Linked DNA regions of Homo sapiens: region 1 is linked to region 2. Evidence: chromatin loops called from intact Hi-C (ENCODE). Cell type or tissue: HCT116. All regions are shown on one strand. Links, peaks and the distances in the headings refer to the core of each region. The heading gives the core; the rest is flanking DNA.

Region 1 (12,831 bases), core at 2,330-10,329, 220 kb before region 2:
AGGTAGTATACGCAGAAAATGTCTACGAAACAACAAAACACCAACCTCTTTTTCCTGGTGTTGAACACTCTTCTCTCTGCCAATACTGTCCACAATAATCCTTAATTTTTTTTTTTTTAATCGAGACAGAGTCTTACACTGTCACCCAGGCTGGAGCACAGTGGTGCAATCTCAGCTCACTGCAACCTCCACCTCCCGGGTTCAAGCAATTCTCTGCTGGAATTACAGGCACCCACTACCACACCCGGCTAATTTTTTGTAATTTTAGTAGAGACAGGGTTTCACCATCTTGGCCAGGCTGGTCTTGAACTCCTGACTTCGTGATCCACCCGCCTCGGCCTCCCAAAGTGCTGGGATTAGAGGCGTGAGCCACTGCACCCGGCCAATCCTTATTATTTCCGAATGAAACAACTTTTAATTCCTGCAAATCATCTTCTATATTTTTCTCTCCATGAAATAAGTGAGGTTGCAAAAATCAGCTACGTAAAAACTAGTATCTGAGCTGTCCAGCGTAAAGGATATTAGGACTCCCTGGCCGACTTCCCCTCTGGAAAATGTGGATCAGCCTTTCTAACAGACTCCTGGGGCAGCTCTCCAGCATGCCTTATCATTAGAGGACTCTCTTGGTCATTAACCATAATGACCACTCATAGTCTACATTTCAATCTGCAACACAGTGGGGCAGACACTCAGAAGTCTGCTTATTCTCAGCATGTAATGCTGACATGAGTCAATTTTTTAATAAAAGTCATAAATTTATGGTTCTAAAATATAGAGAATGACTTCTAGTTGTGATCAAATAACCCATTTTCTAGGGATGGTCTTTTATAATGCCAATTCCATGCACAATTGGGAATCAAGTTAAGGTGTGTCTATGACCAGGTAGAGTATTCTCATTACCAGAAGCCTTTGCTCACAGTGCCTCATGAAGCTACCCTCAAAATGTACTCAAGTATATAAATTTTCTCTTCCCGTACTGACACCATCACTGAAGGGCTAGTATCAACATTATTTCCATAGCCCACCTTTAAGGAGTTAATATAGTCTGGGCATGGTGGCTCATGCCTGTAATCTCAACATTTTGCAAGGCAGAAGCAGGAGGATCACTTGAGCCCAGGAGTTCAAGATCAGCCTGCACAACAAAGTTGAGACCCCATCTCTACAAAAAAAAAAAAAATTGTTTAATTAGCTAGGTGTTGTGGCACATGCCTGTAGTCCAAGTTACTTGGGAGGCCAAGGTGGGAGGACTGGCTTGAGCCTGGGAGGTTGAAGCTGCAGTGAGCCGTGATCACACCACTGCACTCCAACCTGGGTGACAAAGCAAGACCCTGTCTCAAAAAATAATAATTAGGCCAGTGTGGTGGTGGGTGCCTATAATCCCAACTATTCAGGAGGCTGATGCAGGAGGATCACTTGAGCTCAAAAAGTCAAGGCTGCAGTGAGCTGTGATCATACCACTGTACTCCAGACTGAGTGACAGAGTGAGACCCTGTATCCCCAAAAATTAAAAAAATGTAAAAAGAAAAGAATGTAAATTAGCTGCTGCCCGCTTTATTTCAGGGATGTGGGGATTCCAAGCAAGATAATCAAACCCAGATAGTATCTACACCAGCGATCACTAACCTTTTTGGCACCATGGACCGGTTTGGTGGAAGACAATATTTCCATGGGCCAGGGGTGGGGGATGGTTTGGGGACGAAACTGTCCCACCTCAGATCATCAGGCACTAATTAGATTCTCATAAGGAGCGCACAACTAGATCCCTCACATGTGCAGTTCACAACAGGGTTCACACTCCAATGAGAATCTAATGCCACCACTGATCTGACAGGAGGCGGAACTCAGGCAGTAATGCTCACTTGCCCACTGCTCACCTTCTGCTGTTCGGCTCAGTTCCTAACAGGCCACAGACCAGCATCAGTCCATGACCTGGGGGTTGGGGACCCCTCATCTAGCTCATAACCTTCTGTCTATGTTTGGATAATATTACCTTAAATAACTGAATATAAAACAATAAACATGTTTAAGTATTTGAGGCTGCCAAAGTGAAGAGTTACAGAGTACTTTTGTTAAGAGATAGATATAATTGAGAATCTCAAATTTGGAAAAAGATCTTTTATCCCCCCATGAAAAAGTTATCACAATGAAAACACATTTAAAAATGAGGATAAATGCAATGCTGTACTGTTGAAAATACACAAGTCTTTCAAATGCATATTCCAGAGGAAAAACAAGCACCCTTGAAAATCAATCACTGAAAAACAACCAATAAAGTACGCCACCATTGCAAATGGCTTTCCTGTTTACATACTAATCGAAGTGGTTGTTGGGGCAGCACCATGCCAAACACTGATACGATGGAGGACATGGAAGCATGAGATAGCTGGGAAAGTGATCATCTAATCTGAGAAAAGAGTCACTACTACTTATTAAAGAACTACTTACTTAAAACATCCTGCGTTAGAAACGAGTGCCCCCAACCTCCATCAAAACTCTACAGTAGCTTCCTATCACTTTCAGGCCATAATCCCAAAATACCTCTTTAATTTTACTTCTCGACATGAAGGTCCTGACCTAGTAGTTAAATCTCTGCTCATCACCTATCCAACACAGTAGATGGGTGTCTACCTTGAGGCCTCTTTCAGACATGGTGGACTTTTTTTTTTTTTTTTTTTTGAGATGGAGACTCGCTCTGTAGCCCAGGCTGGAGTGCAGTGGCATGATCTTGGCTCAATGCAACCTCTGCCTCCTGGGTTCAAGCGATTCTCCTGCCTCAGCCTCCTGAGTGGCTGGGACTACAGGTGCACGCCAGCACACCCGGCTAATTTTTGTATTCTGAATAGAGACGGGGTTTCACCATATTGGTCAGGCTGGTGTCGAACTCCTGACCTCAGGCGATCCGCCTGCCTCGGCCTCCCAAAGTGATAGGATTACAAGAGTGAGCCACAGCGCCTGGCCTGGACATGGTGGACTTTTGCTATCCAACATCTATTTTCCCCATTTCTGATAGAAGCAACCCAGTTTTGTCAAATGAAAATAACTTATCTCCATAGGCTGGTTTAGACATTTTACTCAAACTGGGACATTTGAACGTTTGTCCATGGAATTTGAATCTCAAGCAGAAAAAGACAGAAAAGGGTTGGAGTTGGCTCATCCTCCGGGGGACGCTCTACAGAGATGTGGCTTCAGCTCCCTCCACCAGCAGCCCCAGAGCTGCCCAGCGTCCACCTTTCTGATCCCATTTTTCAGGTGTTTCTCAGATCCTGTAAACTGCTCCATGTATCTATTGTTTGTTCACAACAAATTTATTTTCTGCTTAGGGTGGATTCAGGGTAGATTTTTTTTGCACTTAGGACCAAACTATATCCTAACTTGCATGCTTATTAAAGTCATTCTTAAACCTTGGGATCAAAACTCAACACCCCTGATTATTTTTAAGCCCTTCAAAGCCACACCCCAACAGCATAACCGCTCTCTCTTCAAAACTTTTATATAAGCCTATTATGTATTCTTACTGTTTTCATTTACCCATGCTCCAAACAAATTACCAAATCATACTTTTATAGCCCATTGGATTATTTCCTAGCATCAAACTTGGCACCCAGAAGGTGATACAAATATTTTTATCTATTATTAAAGTTTCTGTGTAAGGCACTGTGCTTAGTGGCTTCCTGTTCGTTACTGCATTTCATTCCTCATTATAGGTAGGGTTATCCCATTTGGAGGATAACCAGTCCAAGGCAAAGAGATTAACTTGCCCAAGGGCATTCACAGCTACTAAATGGACAAACTGAGATTTAAATCCAAGTGTGCCCTTGAAAGCCTAAATTCTCAATCACTGATGATAGAACTTGAAAGGGAAAAGGCAGGTGTGAAAATAATTCTATCTTAGACATATTTATTTTGTCATCTCTCGAGTCTAGATATGAAACTCTGCCCACTGACATGTTCATGAACCCAATCTTGAAAGCTATTTAAGTTTAAATGAAACAATGCATTACTTCAGGTAAATGGAAAACAAAGAAAACTCTGATCTCAAAAAAAAAAAAAAAAGAGTTCTGCTTCCTAAATCATACACATCGTGTTCTCGCACTGTAGAATTTCTCTCTAATCTGCTCTGACAAAACCAAGTCAGGGGCTGGGGAGACTTGAACAGCAGGCTGAAAAACTGGAAGAGCCCAGTCTGGGATTAAAAACTAGCTACAAAGGGATAATTCACACATGGATCATTACGATTCAGGGATGGTTAAAAGCAGCTCACATCTGGTTTTATTTGGGCTCCCTGTTTCGTCTAATAAACAAGTACATGTTTAAACAAACAAAAACAGGTAACAAAAAAATGTTTTTCAGGTCACACGCAAAGTAGGATTAGTTTGGAAAAGGAAGACCAGCACCTGGAAAACCAATTTCACTTAAGTACCTCACCAAGAGACCCTGACCAAGTGACTTAATCTCTTAGGACCAGCTTCCTTAATCAAATGTGAAAATAAGGATTCTTTTTTAGTTACCTTAGAAGATTATTATGAGAATCAAAAGAAAGCATGAACATGGAAAATTTTATCAACTCTGACAAGACATTAACAAATATCCCCAGAGGAGGTCAAGCAGGCCTACCTGAGTCTACAAGTGGAAAAGTTTGTCAAATACACTATAAATAGCTACACTAGGTACAAGTCATGAAAGGAAAACCAGACACAGCACCTATATCAGCAAACAACCTATCAGACATCATGAAGAATAAAGTAAACTTTTATCTAGTTTGATCTCTTTAAATACTACCAAGCCATAAGGGGCTGGGCGCAGTGGCTCACACCTATAATCCCAGCACTTTGGGAGGCAAGGCAGGCAGATCACTTGAGGTCAGGAGTTCGAGACCAGCCTGGCCAACATGGTGAAAACCCTACTACAAAAATTAGCCAGGCGTGGTGGTGCACACCTGTAATCCCAGATACTCAGCAGGCTGAGGCACAGGAGGCGGAGGTTGAACCCAGGAGGCAGAGGTTGCAGTGGGCAGAGATTGTGCCATTGAACTCCAGCCTGAGCAACAGAGCAAGACTGTCTCAAAAAACAAACAAAAAATAATAAATAAACACTTCCAAGCCATGAAGTTCAATTCTTTGAGAACCATTTTTTCATATTTGACAAAATTGCATTTAGATGGAATTAGGATTATTCCTCCTCCCCAACCCCCCCAAAAAATCCAAAACATGGTTCAATGCTTTCAGGTAATTTCTACCTAAATTCTGACCTAAATTTGGGAGAGGCAACCCCAAAGTATGGCCTGTAGAAAGCTAATAGGTATAGGTTGTTTCGGAAGATGGGGAGGTAGTGTTCAGAAAGGAGAGATTCCAGAAAGGGTTCTGTTAGTTCACTAATTTGGGAAATGCTGCATTGGGCAAAACAGGTTCCTTAAACACAGTACTGCTTGGAGCATTTACCATGAGATGCCTTTCAAATCCCTAACAAAGTATTGGAATAAAAAGCATTTTGCAAACTTATTTGCAAAGAGCATCCTTCAGGCAGGTGTTCCACAGAAAACAAACTGAAAACACAGCAGAAGACAGTTAACAGAGGAAATACAGGGAGGAGAAATTCCTTCGGAACATATCGTATTTTTTGAAGGCAATGTGAGTAGAGTACCATGGAGGAATTCTACCACTGACTGTGTATCCCAAGGTCTTTATCTTCAATTCAAGGGGTTCTAACACTCCTGAATATTCTTGGCAATTTAGAAAACACTCACATGGACCCAGAAAGCAATTGCTTTAAACCCAGAGAGACCATTAGAAAGGACAAAGGGAGACAAAGAAGGAAGAAAAGAGGATCTTAGACCCTGCTTTCTCCCCTAATGCTTATTAACAACTAATTGGCTTTCATGTTTTCTCCATTAGGTTTAGCTTCATGATCAAAATCACCTCAGGGCATACTACAATCAACCAAACATCAGCCTTCAAGAGATGCACCATATGACTACATCCACAGGTCAGCATACATACTCAGCCAGCATAAACCCGGCGGGGACTTCTACCAACAGAGGGCCTCCTGTGAAAAGCCTGGAAAAAAAAGTCAACTCTCTGTTGCATAGTGAGCAACATAAATCCAGCAACATTTATTTCAGAACAAAGATCGATCTGTTAACTAATTAATCTGAACCCACAAATGAACACATTCAAACTGGGGTACTTCCTGGTTTCATCACAAATTCAAATGCCATCAGGGGCCATGCAGATAACCTCAACTAGTGAAGCAGACAATGTCTGAAAAAGTAGAGAATTATGGAGACTAAGAGGGGACCTGAGAGTTCAAGCCAAGCCTCAAGGCATTCACGCTCAATTCAATTAAAACACAGTGCTGACTCTAGCTCCCCTCAGACAAAACAAAACAGGTGCAGTCCAAATCCAGCCCACAGGCTACCAGTTTGAGAGCTCTGGGAAGGCCACCATCCTTAAGAGGATTTGAGCCTAATGTTCGACAAATGCCTAATAAGCATATTAAATTTACAAATCACAAAGTTGAGAACAGTATCAACCCAAATGTGCCAAACAAATTTGCTTATGGTGGATGGATATTTACAGGATATATGTACATATACAAAGGGTTTCAGCACTGTACAACAGAGTTCAATTGCTTAGAGTAACCTGCTGCATGACCTCGGGTAAGATATGTTACTTTTCTGAGCATCAACTTCCCCATCTATAAAATGAAGATAATAGCACCCCCTTGGGATAGTAGTGAAAGTTACACAGGAATAAATTTGTAAAGCTCTCAGCATGTAGTAGGCACTCAATAAATGATAGTTGATAATTTTTTTACAAAGCATATTTAGGCTAGCATTATAATGCACATTTAGAACAACTCATTCAAGGACAAAGTCAATCTCTTAGGCAAATTGTGTGGTAAATGATGTTGATCAGTCCCTTGCAAGAAACTGCTAATCATATGACCAGTCTCACTTAGCCTCTTGCCACACAGAGGTCATGAAAGGATGCTGGTGCCATCTCATGGTAATGCTCAGAGCCCACAGGAGATACAAATGCTAGGACTGTTCACATTTGAACAGCAGCTTGTACATATTTAGCATTAATTCTGTTAAATATTTTTAAATACTCAATTCAGAAGCATAAATCCAAACACCAACGGGATGCTAACACATCGCTCCATGCCAAACACCTTGCAATGTGCACAGTCATTTGCCCTCTAAAATTCACACCCGTTCAAGTTACTCTTCTCACCTTGTCTTCCAGCAGATGATCTGCACACTTGCCCCTTTTTAGACACTGGCTGCTTTCTCCTACAGAAAATTTAAATTCCAAATTGTTTGGGTCTTTTTCTTTTTTTAAAATCCCTGAAGAGACTGGACTGGGAAGAGGAAAAACGATGAATAACACACAGGTGCTTCCTACCTAATTAAAAGAAAAGTTTACAGCTGCACTGGTTGTGAATCATCCCTCTGGGTTATCCAGTGTATCCTTCAAGTGGCACGTAGTTCCATCAAGAGCCATATTCCATATGCTTTCCTGAAAACTGCCTTCTCTTTGCTTGGTAAAATGATGACTATCAGGTAACTAATGGCATTTTATACTTCCTGGCTTTCCTCTCTATGGACAAAGCAGTTCATTTGTGCTTCCTTATTTCTAAAAATAAATAACCCTGAAAAAAGGACTCAACTTAGTGAATCAAGCTTTGATTTATGTTGAAAAAGCAAGATGCAAATTTGTGTATTTATTATCATTTCTGTGTAAGAAATACATATACATTTATATGATACATATATAAAATGTGAATATATATAATATGTATATATTTATATACATATAATTTATAATATTCAATACACAGTATATTATATATATATATTCATCTATTTCTTTCTTTTCTTTTTTTTGAGACAGAGTCTTGCTCTGTTGCTCAGGCTGGAGCGCAGTGGCACATTTTCAGCTCACTGCAACCTTTGCCTCCCGGGTTGACGCGATTCTCATGCCTAAACCTCCCAAGAAGCTGGGATTGCAGGCACATGCCACCACACCCAACCAGTTTTTTTGTATTTTTAGTAGAGACGGGGTTTCGCCATGATAGCTAGGCTGATCTCAAATTTCTGGCCTCAAGTGATCTTCCCGTCTCAGCCATTGTATTAGTCTGTTCTCATGCTGCTTGATAAAGACATACCCAAGACTGGATAATTTATAAAGAAAAAGAGGTTTAATGGACTCACAGTTCCATGTGGCTGGGGAGGCCTCACAATCATGGCAGAAGGCGAAAGGCACACCTTACGTGGTGGCACACAAGAGAGAAAATAAGAGCCAAGTGAAAGAGGAAACCCCTTATAAAACCATCAGATATTGTGAGACTTTTTCACTACCACAAGAACAGAATGGGAAAAACCACTCCATGATTCAATTATCTCCCACCAGCTCCCTCCCACAACACATGGGAATTATGGGAGCTACAATTAAAAATGAGATTTGGGTGGGGACACAGCCAAACCACAATCGCCTCCCACAGTGCTGAGATTACAGATGTGAGCTACTGCACCTGGCCTATATACATGAATTTCTTACTTAAGTACATGTATCATACACACACTAACACACACACACACACATACACACACACACACCCTGCCACTACCTCCAGAGAAACCAAATAATGAAATAATGAGGATAGGAGAAGACAGTTGTCAGGGATAAGTTCTACTGTTCTCATTGTATACTTTTTAAAATCTTGGATAATCATACACGTAATATATTAATGGTCCAAAAAAGTTAACTTTGACTTCTTTAAAAATTTGTCTGGACTGCCAGGTGTTTTCTTATATTTTAAATTTATAATGTCAAAGGTAATTGAAATAATCTGTTTTTATTTCTTAAGCTTATCCTTAGACATTTCCACCTTCTTACACATAAAGAGAGAAACATCTAGAAAGATACATATTATACCATTAACTCTAAAGGATGAGGAGTTACATGGGGCTACAGGGTTTCCTTTCTCCTCTATCCTTCTACATCACTAGTAGCACTTTTGAAATTGAAAAATAAAACCAACAATGAGATACCACTACACACCTATTAGCAAAGCCAAAATCCTAAACACTGACACCACCAAATGCTGACAAGGATATGGAGCAACAGGAACTCTCACTCACTGCTGGTGGGAATGCAAAATTATATTGCCACTTTGGAAGACAGTTTGGCAGTTTCTTATAAAACTAAACATAATCTTACCACACAATCTAGCTAGCAATCATGTTCCTTGGTATTCAGCAAAGGAGTTGAAAACTTATGTCCACACAAAAACCTGCACATGAAAGTTTATAAAAGCTTTATGTGCAATTACCAAGTCATCCTTCAGTAAATGAATGGATAAAAGAACTATGGTACATCTAGACAAGGCAATATGATTCAACACTAAAAAGAAACACACCATCAAGCCATGAAAACACATGGAGGAAACTTACAAATGCATAGTGCTAAGTGAAAGAAGCCAATGTGAAACGGCTACATACTATATGATTCCAATTATCTGACATTCTGGAAAAGGCAAAACGATGGAGACAGTAAAAAGATCAAAAGTTAGGGGAGTGGGGAGATAAATAAGTAGAGCACCAAGAATTTTTAGGCGGTGAAACTAGTCTGTATATTATAATGGTGGACACGTGTCATTACATATTTGTTCAACCCTATAAAATGTACAACACCAAGAATGAACCCTAATGTAAACTAAGGTCTTTGGGTGATAATGATGTGTCAATGTAGGTTCATCAATTGTAACAAATGTACCACCTTGGTGGGGGACGTTGATAATGGGGGAGGCTGTGCACAGGCTGGAAGCAGAGGGTACATAGGAAATCTTTGTACCTTCCTCTCAATTTTATTGTGAATCTAAAAATGCTCTAACGAAGTCTATTGTTTTTAAACAGCTACTCAGAAAAATAAAAGAATGAAACTAATTTTACAGTTACAAAGAGAATATCTACACACTGAGGTAGGGTCAGAATCAGTAAACATGAATTCCTATCATTAAGCATTTTTATTAAATACCTAGAAGGGCATCTGTAGTTTAAGAAGAAACTTACATAACTCTCTCAGGTCAATTTTCTGCACTCTACTTTTGCTTCTCTTGGTTAAAAATCTGGGGTTGGGAACATATATTCACCTGTGCATTATACTCTTGCTCCAAAACATTTTTTTTTTTTTTTTTTGTGAGACGGAGTCTCGCTCTGTCACCAGGCTGGAGTGCAATGGCGCGATCTCGGCTCACTGAAACCTCTGCTTCCCAGGTTCAAGCAATTCTCCTGCCTCAGCCTCTCGAGTAGCTGGGATTACAGGTGTGCACCACCACGCCCAGCTAATTTTTGTATTTTTAGTAGCGATGGGGTTTCACCATGTTGGTCAGGCTGGTCTCAATCTCGTGACCTCATGATCCGCCTGCCTTGGCCTCCCAAAATGCTGGGATTACAGGTGTGAGCCACCGCGCCCGGCCTCCACAACATTCTTAAACTGATTTCTTTTGCCAACAAATGAGTTGTTTTCATCCTATTGCTTGGTGACTACGCAGGTCAGCTTAAAATTATTGTTTGCTTAAATTCAAAGAATTTAAAATGCTCTTCTCTTCAAATTATCCCTACCAACAAATAAATGCAAGTTAAGGAGAATGCTTACAAAAAGTTAAGAGGAGTTCAATTATACTGCAGAGTGATCTGTTTTTCTCAAGGAAGGATAATAATCCTCATTTTCAAAAAAAAAACAAACAAACAAAACAAAATGTAAACTAGCCAAAAGGGTATAAAATTGGAATCCCAAATTATTCTGGGAAACAATACTGTGCCCACAAGGGCACTCACTACACATGAAACCAGATAGTATGGTTAACATTGATCTGTGAAGACTGAAGACTATCAGTTTTCATGATCCTTGCTCAACAGAATTTCACTGGCTTTTCCTTTGGAGAACACTAAACTAATTTCATTGAATTTGAGGGAGCTTTCCCCCCAGGAGACAAAATGCTGACTTCTCATTCTGAAGTTATAAATGTAAAAACAATTTGATTTTCTACTTCTTAACCTCCAAAATGCTTACACAAGGGCCAGATGTAATGGCTCATGCCTGTAAATTCCAGCACTTTGGGAAGCTAAGGCAGGACGATCGTTTGAGCCCAGGAGTTTGAGACCAGCCTGGGCAACACAGGGAGACCCCATCTCTACAAAAAAATTTTTAAATTGGCCAGGAGTGGCGCACGCTCCTGTGGTCCCAGCTACTTGGGAGGCTAAGGGGGAGGATCTCTTGAGCCCAGGAGTTTGAGGCTGTAGTGAGCTACAGTTGTGCCACTGTACTCTAGCCCAGGTGACAGAGCAAGACCCTGTCTCAAAAAAAAACAAAAAGAAAAAACAAACAAACAAAAAAGAAACAAACAAAAAATGCTTACACAAGAGAAGGTATCAGGAGGTAACTTGGATATATTTTCATTCTCTCATTCTCTCTCCTTCTCTCTCTCTCTCTCTCTCTCTCTCTCTCACATTTTTCAAGTTAGAAAAAGGCAACGTTCCCCCATTCGAGGCTTTGTTAACAGTGACCATTATACACGGCTGGAATAATTTCTCTCATACAGTCTGTCAGCCTGCTTCCTGATATCTAACTACTGCTTTGAACACTAGAACTCTCAGTTTTAGCCAGACATCACAGACCTTCCATCATCTTAACCCCTTTTAACTTTTTTCAATCTTATCCCATTGGTCACCAACTTAAGATTCCTGGAAACTCAGGAATGAAATAAATCTAAGTGGTCACTTGGTCTAACTTCAGGTCCGATGTTTAAATTCACACAAACTTCTCGCAATGACCCAGACTAGACTTGGAAAGCTCTGAATCAGTGAACAAACCACATTTCTTGGCAGCCACACTTATTTTAGGGAGTTTTGCACATCACAAATTACCCACAACAGTCCTGTTCACATCCTTTAGGGCCCACACAGAATCTGGCCAACTTCATTTACACATATTAGCCATCTATTTAAAGAGCTGGTTTCCACCTGCATCCTGCTGTATTTTTTCCTTCCAGCTAAACACCTCGACCTGTGCCCTCAATTTCTCAAAGACCCCTGTGATAGTCATTAAAAACAGTGATATTAAAAAACAAGGGCTCTAAAATTATCTTCTTTTTAGTTTTAAGCAGTGGGGAACAGAACATATTGGATCTTCCATCAAATTCTGACAGTCACACACAAACACCGTATGAATTTCTAATCCTGAACCATCTCTTTTTAAGGTATAATACATGTGTCAGGTGAAAACCTAATCTCTCTTCTCCTAGATTCAATCACCTCAAGGCATTCCATATTTATAAGCTTCACTCTCTTCTGGGACTTAAGAAATATTTTTAAAACAATATAGTACAATTAAATTTAGCCCATTCTTCCCCTTCCCAAAAACATTTTTAACAACTTTTATTTAATTTCACATTTCAGAAGAAAATGAAAATTAAGATTAATTGAATTACCCTCCCCCCATGGGTTTTAATTTATATGACAACATTTACATTTGGTAAGAACAAAATGGCAGGGCGCAGTGGCTCACGCCTGTAATCCCAGCACTTTGGGAGGCCGAGGTGGGTGGATCACGAGGTCAGGGGTTCAAGACCAGCCTGACCAACATGGTGAAACTCCGTCTCTACTAAAAATACAAAAAGTAGCTGGGCCAGGTGGCGGGCACCTGTAATCCCAGCTACTCAGGAGGCTGAGGCAGGAGAATTGCTTGAACCCGGGAAGCAGAGGTTGCAGAGAGCCGAGATCACGCCACTGCACTCCAGCCTGGGTGACAGAGCAAGGTTCTGTCTCAA
Region 2 (12,831 bases), core at 2,291-10,290:
TTTAGATATTTACAGGATATGATAATTTTTTATTTTTTGAGACGGAGTCTTGCTCTGTCACCGAGGCTGGAATGCAGTGGTGAGATCTCGGCTCACTGCAACTCCGCCTCCCGGGTTCAGGCAATCCTCCTGCCTCAGCCTCCCAAGTAGCTGGGATTAGAAGTGTGCACCAACACTCCTGGCTAATTTTTGTATTTTTAATAGAGATGGGGTTTCACCATGTGGGCCAGGCTGGTCTCAAAATCCTCACCTCGAGTGCTCTGCCCACCTTGGCCTCCCAAACTACTGAGATTACAGGCGTGAGCCACTGTGCCTGGCTTCATTCTTCTACTTACATATATAAAAAATAAGTTGGTCTGGGGCAGTGGCTCATGCCTGTTATCCCAGCACTCTGAGAGGCCGAGGCGGATGGATCACTTGAGGTCAGGAGTTCGAGACCAGCCTGGCTAACATGGTGAAACCCCGTCTTTACTAAAAATACAAAAAAAATTAGCCGGGTATGGTGGCTCATGCCTGTAGTCCCAGCAACTCGGGAGGCTGAGGCAGGAGAATCACTTGAACCCAGGAGGCGGAGGTTGCAGTGAGCCTAGATTTTGCTACTGCACTCCAGCCTGGGCGACAGAGCAAGACTCCGTCTCAAAAAAAAAAAAAAAAAAAAAAAAAAAAATCAACTGTAAAACAGCCTCAGGCAGGTCCTTCAGGAAGTATTCCAGAGGAAGGCATTGTCCCTGTAGGAGGTGACAGTTCCATGCTTATTGTTGCCACTGAAGATCTGCCACTGGGACAAGATGTGAAGGTGGAAGGCAGTGATACTGATGATCCTGACTGTGTAGACCTAGGCTAATGTATGTATTTGTCTTAGTTTTCAACAAAATTCAAAAAAAAAAAAATTTAACATTTCAAAAATAGAAAAAAATACAGAGTAAAGATATAAAGAAAAAAAATTGTACAGCTGTACAATGTGTTTGTGTTTTAAGTTGTGTTTTTACAAAAGAGTCAAAAGTTTAAAAAATTAAAAAGTTTCAAAAGGAAAAATGTTACAGCAAGCTAAGGTTAATTTATTATTGAAGAAAGAAAACAGAATAGGTTTTCTTTATACTCCTTTATAATCTTTATGGGACCACTGTTTTATATGCTATCATTGACCAAAACATCATTATGGGGTGCCTGACTGTATAATAAATGGTTAATTGGATTTAAACTCACATCTATTCAGTTCCTTTTTTTTTTTCTTTCCAACTTTTAAGTTCAGAAGGTATATGTGCAGGTTTGTTACATGGGTAAATTGCATGTCTCAGGACTTTGGTGTACAGTTTATTTTGTCACTCAGATAATGAGCATAGTACCCGATAGGTGGGTTTTTGATCCTCACTCTCTTCCTGCTGTCCATCCTGAAAACTTTTAAAGTAAATTTAGTGTAGCCTAAGTGTACAGTGTTTATAAAGTCTACAGTAGTGTACAGTCACATCCTAGGCCTTCACATTCACTCACCACTCACTCGCTGACTCACTCAGAATAACTTCTAGTTCTGCAAGCTTTGTTCATGGTAAGTACCCTATACAGGTGGACAGTTTTGAGCTTTCATGCCATATTTTTACTGTAGCTTTTCTGTTTTCATGTTTAGATCCATAAATATTTACCACTATGTTGCAGTTGCCTACAGTATTCAGGACGGTCACATGCTGTACAGGTTTGGTAGCTAGGAGCAATAGGCTACACCATATAGCTTGGGCGTGTAGTTGGCTATACTAGCTAGGTTTGTGTAACTTACACTCCATGTTGCTTGCACAAGGATGAAATCCCCTAATGATGCGTTTCTCAGAAGAGTATCCTGGTGGTTAAGCAACACATGACTGTATATGTAACCTGAAGCTCTCAGAGCTTCCCTGTCTTCATCTATCAGCCCAGGGAGAGGAATCAGTGGTTTTCCAAAAGCTGTACCTCTTTCCATAAATACAAGGATGAAGGGCTGAGATGATGGCAGTTAGAATTATATTGAGAAATGGTAGCGGGATCTGAGAAAGCAAGGCCATGAGTTGAAAGCAGAGAGAAGGCGGTTCGAGTGGAGCCCTGATGAAGTTCATGCTCATGGTTGCCCAGCCATTAACACGGGCTCATCACATCTGTTTCCAGATTGCTTCTAGAACTTAGCTACCCTCGTTCTATAAGATGGAATGAAAATGCGTACTACATACAGATCATGAAAAGACGCAAAGAAAATGCATCTTCACATTGCAGGTACTCAATTAGATTTATTTCTAATACTCAGCGCCACCCACAATTGGAAGGAAAGAAGGGCTAGAACATTAAAGTTTCTATTTGTGCTGAGACTGCAACTTAGCTATTTAGAAGTTATTTTAACAGACTTCCCTCCAGTGGAAAAACAAAACAGGGATAACTAGTTTGACTTGGTCTTTTTTATCTCTTTCCATTTAAACACAGATATCCTGTTGTGATAACCTTTGACACTTTATTACATGGCCGCAGTAAATAATAACTGCCCTTATTTTGTAATGTTAGCCCTGGTTACACAGCACCATTAATTACTGAACATAAAAGTTGAAGTTTTTGTGAATAGAAGGAAATGTTATTTGAATTCCTTTGCTGGGTTCACTAAGTTTATCTGAGGGCTTGGGTGGTATAAATGGCGAAGAGAGAATCATTGAGTTGTGTGTTTGTCACAGAGAAGTGCCCCCGCACCAAAAATAAGAACCAGCCAATCTGGGGCCAGTGGGAAAATGTTGACAGACTTGCAGAACTTCACTGGAAATCTGAGTTTGAGTCACGATGAAATTAAGAAATCAACTTCCAAACACCCTCAAGTTACCTTAATTGCTTAGAGAATGTATCTTTAGTTACCTTTCTCACTATAAAACAGTACTTTTTGTTATTGAAATAGCGTTTAAGGACTTGCAAAGGAATGACTTAAAAATCACTAAAAATCATGTCCATGTCTTTGGAAAAAGTCTTGGAAATGTTTTGCCATCAATTTCCATATTGATCAGGACACTGAGTTGGAGATTTTGTCACTTTTCTTCTTTGACAGTTGTCATCCTTTGTCAATATTTCTTTTCTTTCCTTTATTTTTTTTTTTATTTTTTGAGACGGAGTTTTGTTCTTGTCACCCAGGCTGTAGTGCAATGGCGTGATCTCGACTCACTGCAACTTCTGCCTCCCAGGTTCAAGCGATTCTCCTGCCTCAGCCTCCCGAGTAGCTGGGATTATAGGCACCTACCACAATGTCGGGCTAATTTTTGTATTTTTAGTACAGACGGGGTTTCACCATGTTGGTCAGGCTGGTCTCGAACTCCTGACCCCAGGTGATCCAGCCACTTTGGCCTCGCAAAGAGCTGGGATTACAGGAGTGAGCCACCATGCCCGGCCTGTCAATATTTCTTAAATAAGGAAAAGCCTGGTTTTATAAAGTTCAAATTTTACTGAAAATTGTTTTTAATTTTGTTTTTGTATTATCAACTTTTAATTAACTTACATTTGAATTTCAGAAATGTTTTTAACTTTGTTTCAGGGCGATTTTCAATTTACTCCTAATCTTTCTGAAACTTAGCTTTAGTAAAATATAAACATTGTAATACGTTACATGCTCAAATCCTACAGTTGTAGAATTTGAAGCGGCCTTAAAGTTCATGTATTCCATCTCTCCAATTAGTTAATCACAGTATTACAGAATCATTAATGTTGGCAATATTTTAATGTGAACAATTGTTAATTGTGAACAATTGGCTGGGTACAGTGGCTCATGCCTGTATTCTAAGCACTTTGGGAGGCCAAGGCAGGTAGATTGCTTGAGCTCACGAGTTTGAGACCAGACTGGGCAACAAAGTGAGACCTATTCTTTACCAAAAATAAAAAATTAGGTGGGCATGGTGGCATGTACTTGTAATCTCAGCTACTTGGGAGGCTAAAGTGGGAGGATCTCTCTTGAGCCTGGGAGGTTGAGGCTTCAGTGAGCCCTGATGGCACCACTGCACTCCAGCCTGGGTAACAGAGCAAAACCCTGTCTCAATAAAAAAATAAAGTAAAAAGGTAAGTTTTACAGATCCAGTCTTAACATAAGTATAAGGCAAAATTTAAGACTTTGGAATAAATAAAAGAGATATTCTTTTGGAATATTCACATTGGATATTCTTTCAATGAAATACCTGTCTTTAGAGACCACGTAATCCTACAGGGATATACATCTTGGTCTTTGGCTAAGCTATTTTACAAGTCTGTTGAGATAGAAGTTAACTTGAAAAGTGTTTTACTATAGATTTCTGTATTGATCACAACAATTCAGAAATTGATGATAAAACTAATAGTAATGCAAATATTTCTTGTTCATAATCATGCAAGGAAATTCTGTCCTGCGGACAGTCAACTGATTTTCCTCTCTTATTGTGGAAATAAACAGTTTTGTGTCTACTTGCAAATTTATTTCAGTGTTCCCATCTATATATGTATCTGCTGTTGGACTTCTCCTTTGAATGAATGATAACATTTCGGTGGTTCACTCATTAGTAATGAGTTAAATAAAATGTATTCCAGATGTTCATTTTATGTCTATATGATAGTCATGATTTTACCTTTTTGGGAAAATTATCCTTTAACCTAAGATACACAAATGGCCAGTTTATAATTAAAAACTACTTATCACTCTCCATTGGCCTATAGATGAAGACATTGAAGTTTGGAGAAAAACAGGGTGAGCATGTAATAAATAGCTTAGCTGGATTTGAATCCATGTCTATTTCATTTCTAAAATGGTATTCTAACTCATTGCACTGTCTCGTCACTAAGAAATAACATTTTTGTATTTTAAAAGATGGCTTTTAGTTTCATGTTCCAGTTGATGCTTATATTTCCAAAACAATCATGGTAGTGAAATTTGATTTATACATTCTTTCACCTAAGCTCTGGCTTTCAGCCGCTAGGTTTCTCTCTTCTGCTTTGACTGGGATATTTCTCTTGGCTTTGCATCAAGTAGTACTGTGTTTTCAAAGCCTCCATGTCATTTACAGTATGCATTAAATTGTATACAAAGCTTTTCCCTTTCAGGACTTGTTAAGACCTTCTGTTTATTTCAAGAAGAAAGCCTCAGTGAGGTGCTATGTCCCTCTCATACTTGCTAGTCTCCCTTTCATAACAAAGAGAGAGCTTAACAAAGAGAGTTGGAGCTTCCTCAACAATAGTATATAAATTTTTGTTTTTATTTTGCTTACTTTATGGTTATCTCTTATTTATTGAAAATAATTCTGATTTGCATTTATGATAATAGCACAAAGCTTCTTTTAAAATAAAGTTCAGTTAAAAATCAGTTGAGATAAAGGAAATCATTAATTAAATAGCTTGACTAATAGATGTGAGCTCTTTCCTGCCACCTTTTCCACCATGTGAGGATGCCATGAGAAATCACCATCTATGGAACAGACCTTCACCAAACACCAAATCTACCTATGCTGTGATTTTCTTTCTTTTTTTTTTTTTTTTTTTTGAGATGGAGTTTTGCTCTTGTCGCCCGAGCTGGAGTGCAATGGCGCGATCTCAAACTCTGCTCACTGCAACCTCTGCCTCCCAGGTTCAAGCAATTCTTCTGCCTCAGCCTCCCGAGTAGCTGGGATTACAGGGGCCTGCCACCAGGCCTGGGTAATTTCTTGTATTTTTAGTAGAGACAGGGTTTCACCATGTTGGCCAAGATGGTCTCAAACTCCTGACCACAGGGGATCCACCATCCTTGGCCTCCCAAAGTGCTGGGATTACAGGCATGAACAACCACACCCAGCCCCACACTATGATCTTGAACATCCCAACCTGCAGAACTGTGAGAAAAAAAATTCTATAGTTTATGAATTACCTAGTTGGTGGTATTTTGTGAGACCAGCAGGAATGGCCTAAGACACTCATAGAGTCATTGTGAGAAGGGAATAAGATGCTCTGTGTGACTGTGAGCTTCCTGAGGTCAGAGTGTGTCTAACTCATCTTGTTATCCCCCAACTCCTAATACAGTTCCTAGCACCTAGGACTCCATAAGAGCTTGTTTTCTTCTTTCCTTTGCAAAGCTAGTTAGTATAGTCACATGAACATTTTCTTTTTTCTTTTTTTTGTTTTTTGAGACAGTGTCGCTCTGTCACCCAGGCTGGAGTGCAGTAGCCCAATCTTGGCTCTCTGCCACCTCTGCCTCCCAGGTTCAAGCGATTCTCCCACCTCAGCCTCCAGAGCAGCTGGGATTACAGGCGTGCATTACCACACCCAGCTAATTTTTGTATTTTTAGTAGAGACGGGGTTTCACTATGTTGGCCAGGTTGGTCTCGAACTCCTGACCTCAAGTGATCCACCCGCCTCAGCCTCCCAAAGTGCTGGGATTACAGGCATGAGCCACCATGATCGGCCCACATGAACATTTTCTATGGCATTATTAAACAGAGAGTATTGCATGTGAACACGTAAAATAAACATGGGCATTTATAATGTTTTATTTTTCCTATGGTGATCAAAGCTGTTCAATGTATACATCGTATACAATGTATACATCTGAAGTATGGAAATATGCAATGAAGGAAGAAAAAAATCATCCCACAAATCTCACCCCCCTTCAGACACATCACACTCCAGGGCAACCATTCTTAATTTGATAAATTTCTCTTTTTTTCTATAATTAAAAATATTATACACTTGAGATCCTAGTACACATGCAATTTTGCAACCTGTTATTTTCTCCTAAGGTTAGATTTTGCTTGGCACTCAAAATCCATCCAGCATGATTTTTATTGTTTGACCTACATTGGGGCCTTTCTTTCCCATCTGTCATGGGGTTGGCCAACAGAATGTCAACCTGTGAATTCTCTGGTAAAATGTTTCCAAATGACAAATCAGACAATTTGGTGGGAGGATTGATGCAGGGGGAGGGGGGGTAGGGATGTATTGGGGTAGGGGAAGAGGGAGATGAAGGGAAGCAGTTAAGGAAGGAGGCATGGGAGAGAGCCAGAGGTTCCTCTTCACAAACCGTATTGGGAGGTCCTGGATACGGGCATCGGTTCCTTGGCAAAGCTTGGAAGCCACCCATTAATCTTGTACTCCCTCTGCTGGCTTTGCTGAGCACAGCCACTGTGTGATTAATGTGAATAGTAATGGTCCTGAGTCCACTGAAATCCCCCGTGATGAACAGGAAAGACAAACAGTCATTCTTTTTGAGATTCTTTTTTATAAGATCCAAGTTCACACTAACAGGAGTAGATTGATTGATTACTTATTCAGTTGAAACGAATTCAAATTGCTGCCCCACCCCTCCTGTCCTCCTCCCCTCCCCATCCTCTTTTCCTCTGCCCCAGGAGAATGAAATTCTAAAGTTCTCAGCTTTTCCTTTCAAGATTCTTATGATTCTCCTGATGATCTCACTTCTCTTTACTGTATTTTGCTGTTGCTTTTCTCTGTTTCACCTTCTGTGCCACCCCGCCCACCTCCTTGATAGTGCCATTTGTGAATAAAAAAGGAATGGTGAAACCCTGCCTTTGCTTTGCAAAGCAGGGTTGCATTAGCTTCTCTAATTCTGCAGCCTCTTATTTCTCCATTTTTGCTTAATTCAAAGTTGTTAAAAGCTTTTCAAAATAGGTGTATGCTCTACTTGACAGTTGTGAGAAAACAATGCCTCCAATAAAAAGAAAGCAAGATACATTTGCAATTTCCTTTTCCATAATTTATAGTGATTTAGCTCCCCCCTATCAGGAGATAAAAATTTCTTTGGGAACAAGTTTCTTTTAATAGCATCATCTGAAGCAGCACACATTTCTTTCGCGGTCATTAGAGCTCCTAGCCTACAAAACAGTGACTGAAGATTGAATTAGATTTAGAGGGAGGCTGCCTGTATCACATAAATAAACAGGGCCCTGGCCATTTCATTACAGAACTTAGATAAGCAGTACAGATGGTCGGCTGCAGTGTTACACATGCATAACCTATTTAAAAGATGACATTATAGGGTCAGAAGCATTAATGTACTCACAGTGTCATTTGTTTACTCTACTTGAGTTACTTCTTTCACACTAAGCGCTAAAGCCGTGGGTCAGGCAAATTATTGCAGGCAGTAATGCAGACTAGATGAAAAGATAAGGGAATTATTGAATGATGAGAGCATAAACACTAAATTAGTTTAAGGATTTATGGCCCCAAGCTTAACCTAATAGATGTTATTTGCTATTGATCCTTCTCAAGGTGTTGTAGGTGACAAAAAACCCAAAAACCTCATTCGTTTAAGCACATCAAGAAAGGTAATTAACTTACTAACTTACTGGCTCATGGAACTGAGAGATCAGAGCTTCAGGTATGGCTGGTTCTAGTGCTCAGAATGGCTGTCAGGTCTGTTCTCTTTCATGGTGGCTTCATTTGCAGGATGCTCTCATTACTGGTGTTCAGATGCTCCATGCCTATGTATTAACACTTGCAAGTACAATGGAAAGAGGTTCTTTGTTATTCTAGCAAAAGATCAGGAATTACATCTCTTGACCAATTTTGGATATGCGCCTTTTCTGAACCAATGATTAGAGGTGGAAGAATGGAATGTGTATTCCGTTGAGTCATGTGCTCATCCTGTGAGCCCTGAGTTTAGGGCAGGGGTTGGTGGAGTTTGTGGATAGCATCACCAAGACAGCTAGACTAGGAGAGGGTGGCTCCTCAAAGAAAAAATCCACATGCTACTAACACAGGAAGGTGGTGTGGAAGCCAGGTAGGCAAAATGGGATTTCTAATCCTTCAACCAGTGCACTTCAGAAAGGATCATTCACTAGAACCTTCGAATGAATTCAACTAACATACAGGATGCACGCTGAGGTAAAAACTAGAAAATGTCCGTAAATCTGTTCATTCACCTGAGGTTTCTGTTCCAAGTTAAATCTATTAGCAGGCAGGACTAGCAAATATTCTTCATAAGTAAAACTACCTTATCGGCACCTGTCTTTTTAATGCTACCACTCTATGTTTACACTTTCAAATTTCCCAGTTTCTCAGATGACAGAAGGAATTCTTACTGTATCACATCCCTCCATCTGTTGAATTAAACAAAATGCATGCCAGCCCTTTTAACAACTGCAGTACTAAAAGGGTCAAGTGAATGTCAAAGGCATGATTGAACTAACAGGTTCCGGACTGCCAAGTCCCTTGCAAGACTTTAGAAATGTTTCTTGCTTTTAACTTCTGCTCTGGGTCACTTACTTGTGGTTACTGTGGTGGTGCCACCAGCTCTCTGAAATTTCTTACTAGTCAACAGACTACAGTACTGAAAGGAGCTATTGTTACACTTCAGTATAGAAACAGGACACACACACACACACACACACGCAAATGAGCACGTGTAAAACAGTGAAATCCAAATGAGGTAGACAGATTGTATTTATGTCAATTTCTTTGTTGCCATAGTATTCTATAGTGTTGCAAGTTGTTAGCATTGGGGGAAACAGGGTGAAGGGCACACGAGATCTCTCTGTATAATTCTTTATAATTACATGTACATCTTCAATAATTACCAAATATTTTTTTCTAATTTTCTCGAGCTGGGGTCTTGCTGCATATGTGGTCTGGCCTCGAGGGCTCAAGAAATATGTCTGCCTCAGCCTCCCAAGTAACTGCGACTACAGCCATGTACCACCACACTCAACTCCTACCAAAGAAAGTTTTCAAATAATTGCATAAGACAAAAAACTAATAGAAATAGGATTGTCATGAGGATGATAATGATGTCCTGTGTCATCTTGATGAAAGCAAATCTTTGAAATAGTGTGAATTTTTTTTTTTTTTTGAGACAGAGTCTTATTCTGTCACCCAGGCTACAGTGCAGTGGCATGATCTTGGCTCCCTGCAGCCTCCACTTCCTGGGTTCAAGTGATTCTCCTACGTCAGCCACCCGAGTAGCTGGGATTACAGGCATATGCCACCACACCCAGCTGATTTTTGTATTTTTTATTAGAGACAGGGTTTCACCATGTTGGCCAGGCTGGTTTCGAACTCCCGACCTCAACTTGATCTGCCTACCTTGGCCTCCCAAAGTACTGGATTACAGGCGTGGGCCACTGCGCCGGTCTTGAATGTATTCTTTTCTTCCTGCAGACTCAAAGCTGTGGATGGAAGTTGTTGAAGCCCTAGGCTGGATTAAGAATACTTTAGATTTAGTCATGGCAGAGAGTTCTGAAACAAGTTCTATCAATATGTAGTTCAACAAATATTTATTTATTTTCACTTTCCTTTATTTAAATTGAGATGAAACTTGCATAACACAAATTAACCATTTCAAAGTGAACAAGTCAGTGGCATTTGGTGCATTTACAATATTGTGCAGCCACTGTCTTCAATTCTGAAACATTTTCATCACTCCAAAATTAAACCCCATACCTATTTGGCAGTTACTCCCCAACCCCACTCCAGCCTCTGGGTGACTCCCAATCTGCTTTCTGCTTCTCTAGATTTACCTATTCTGCACACTTCATGTAAATAAAATCATGGAAGATATGATCTTTTGTGTCTGGCTTCTTTCACTTAGTGTAATGTTTTTGAGGTTCATCCAGGCCATCGCATGTATCAGTATCAGTACTTCATTCTGATGGTGTTCAGGACCCACTACCCTAAAATATGGCACCTTGGCATTTGAGAACACTGCAGAAGCAGGAAGTTCTCTCTGACCTTCCTCCCACCCTTCACCTTTGAAGTAGACTATAAAAGAATTTTTTTTTATCTTCTCCTGAAGTAGGGCATAAGGCCCTCATTCCAGAGATGGCCACACTATACTCAGAGAAAAATGCCCTGTCTCTAAGGACACAGGAACTCGGAGAAGAACCTGAACAAACAGGCCTTGCTAAATTCTCCCTAGTTGATTACTATCAGTTTACACCCCTTTTGTCCAATGGTACTGCTGCCTGACTATCCATTTGTCATCAAACCTAAGCACAAAAATGCATAGGTTTCCCTGTTTTTTTGGTTTTTCATTTAAAAAGTCTCCCATATCACATAAAATTTGTATGCTATTCTCTTGTTAAGCTGTTTTTTCTCTTTTTTTGAGACAGGGTCTGCCTCTGTCACCCAGGCTGGAGTACAGTGGTGTGATCTTAGCTTGCTGTAACCCCAAATTCCTGGGCTCAAGCAGTCCTCCCACCTCAGCCTCCTGAGTAGCTGGGATTACAGGCAGCACCACTATGCCTGGCCAATCTTTCTTTTTATTTTTTGTAGAGATGGGATCTCACTATGTTGACCAGGCCAGTCATGAACTCCTGGCCTCAGGCGATCTTCCTGCCTCAGCCTCCCAAAGTGCTGAGATTAAGATGTGAGCCACTGTGCCCAGCCTAAGCTGTCTTTTATTGCAAGCGCCTCAGCTATGAACCTAGCAATGGGTTAGAAAATAAATCTCTCCTCTCCTACAATTTTCTTTCATGGCTGAATAATAAAAAAAAAAAAATTGCCATTATCCATTATATCCATTGTATGAACATAACACAATTTGTCTATCTATTCATTTGTTGATGGACATTTAAGTTGTTTCTACCTTTTGGCTATCGTGAATAGTGCTGGTATAACATTTGTGTACAGGTATGGTTTTCACCACCTGTTTCCAATTATTTTGGGTATATACCTATGAGCAAAATTGCTGGGTCATGTGACAATTCTGTTGAACTTAACAAATACTTACTGAGCAACTGCAGTGTTCCCTGTAGTGCTCTACGTGCTGGCAACACAATTATTGAGCCAAAAGTTCAGATCCCTCCTTTTCTGGAACTTAATTTCTAATATCAAAGAGAAAGGCAATAAACAATAAGCAGGAATGGTACCTAATTTGTGATGCAAAATGCAAATGAGGTCCCTCGTTTAAAAAAAAAATTATTGGCTGGGAACAGTGGTTCACGCCTGTAATCCCAGGACTTTGGGAGGCCAAGGTGGGTAGATTGCTTGAGACCAGGAGTTCGAGACCAGTCTGGACAACATAGCAAAACTTCATGTCTACAAAAAATACAAAAATTAGCTGGGGGTGGTGGTACACACCTGTAGTCCCAGCTATTCAGGCTGAGATAGGAGGGTTGCTTGAGCTTGGGAGGCAGAGGCTGCAGTGAGCTGAGATCGTGCCAGTGCACTCCAGCCTGGGCAACAGAGTAAGACCCTGTCTCAAAAACAAAATTAATAACTTTAAGATGAGAACAGCAAAGCCTTAAACCAAGTGGGGAGTCCTTCTAAGTAGGCACAGTGTCCTGAGAGACTGCACACTTTGTTGGCCTGTGAAGCTAACACTGACAATAAGAAAATACAGTAATTTCAGATGTTAATCACACATGAATACACAAAGTGGGGTAATATGATAGAGAACAAATATAAGTGGGTGAGCTACTTTCAATAGTTAGGAAAGGCCTCTATGAGAAGCTCATATTCAAGCTGAGACCTGAATGATAACAAGGAACCAACTGTATCAAGATCTCTGGGCAGCGTATCCAAGCAGAGGGAAGAGACTGAGCCAAGACTGCAAGCCTGCAAGTTCAGGAACCAAAACAATGTCACTGTGGCTGGAACTGGGTTATCTTTAGCCTGAGTGTAAGTACAGTTTCTAACACCACAATCCTGGAGGAAGATTTGGGCCTCTTTTTTGGAATAAAGACAGTGAAAATCAGTCTTGGTAACATCAAACTCTAGACCCGTGGTTGTCAGTGAGCATGATATAGCACACTGGTGTTCCCCAAGCACTTCTCAGTTAGGGCCTAGATTTTGCCCACTGGGTACAATTTATTTTGCATCAACTGAGAACACAGAGTATCTGTCAGAATGCTGAGCTGAGGATTAGCTGGTTGTGGTGTGTGTGGAGTACAATTTGGT

What was found. Hi-C counts contacts between places; a loop is a spot of excess contacts. Peaks named below come from ENCODE experiments on the same cell type or tissue, not always from the same donor. Only the 100,000 strongest peaks of a DNase experiment are listed, where the experiment ranks them.
Region 1: a loop joins it to region 2, with 2.3 times the contacts of the local background. A loop is called at or near these places in 19 of 110 quality-filtered maps.

The regions. Positions count from the first base shown.
Region 1 is chr3:65,908,200-65,921,030 of GRCh38, forward strand. The region is part of intron 1 of MAGI1 (membrane associated guanylate kinase, WW and PDZ domain containing 1); the gene reads right to left. The region is part of intron 1 of MAGI1-IT1 (MAGI1 intronic transcript 1); the gene reads right to left. MAGI1-AS1 (MAGI1 antisense RNA 1) reads left to right here. Exons shown (of 3, transcript NR_046575.1): 2 at 5,892-5,982. Among named protein-coding and RNA genes, the nearest start is that of MAGI1-AS1, 21 kb to the left of the region's middle. RefSeq lists a silencer at 7,355-7,649. In HCT116, for the core only: CTCF peaks have their summits at 6,725 and 6,929; no DNase peak of the experiment used is centred there.
Region 2 is chr3:66,131,747-66,144,577 of GRCh38, forward strand. It overlaps a transcript of SLC25A26 not described here. Among named protein-coding and RNA genes, the nearest start is that of SLC25A26, 83 kb to the right of the region's middle. In HCT116, for the core only: a CTCF peak has its summit at 7,101 (motif pointing left); DNase peaks (open chromatin) are centred at 7,045 and 9,204.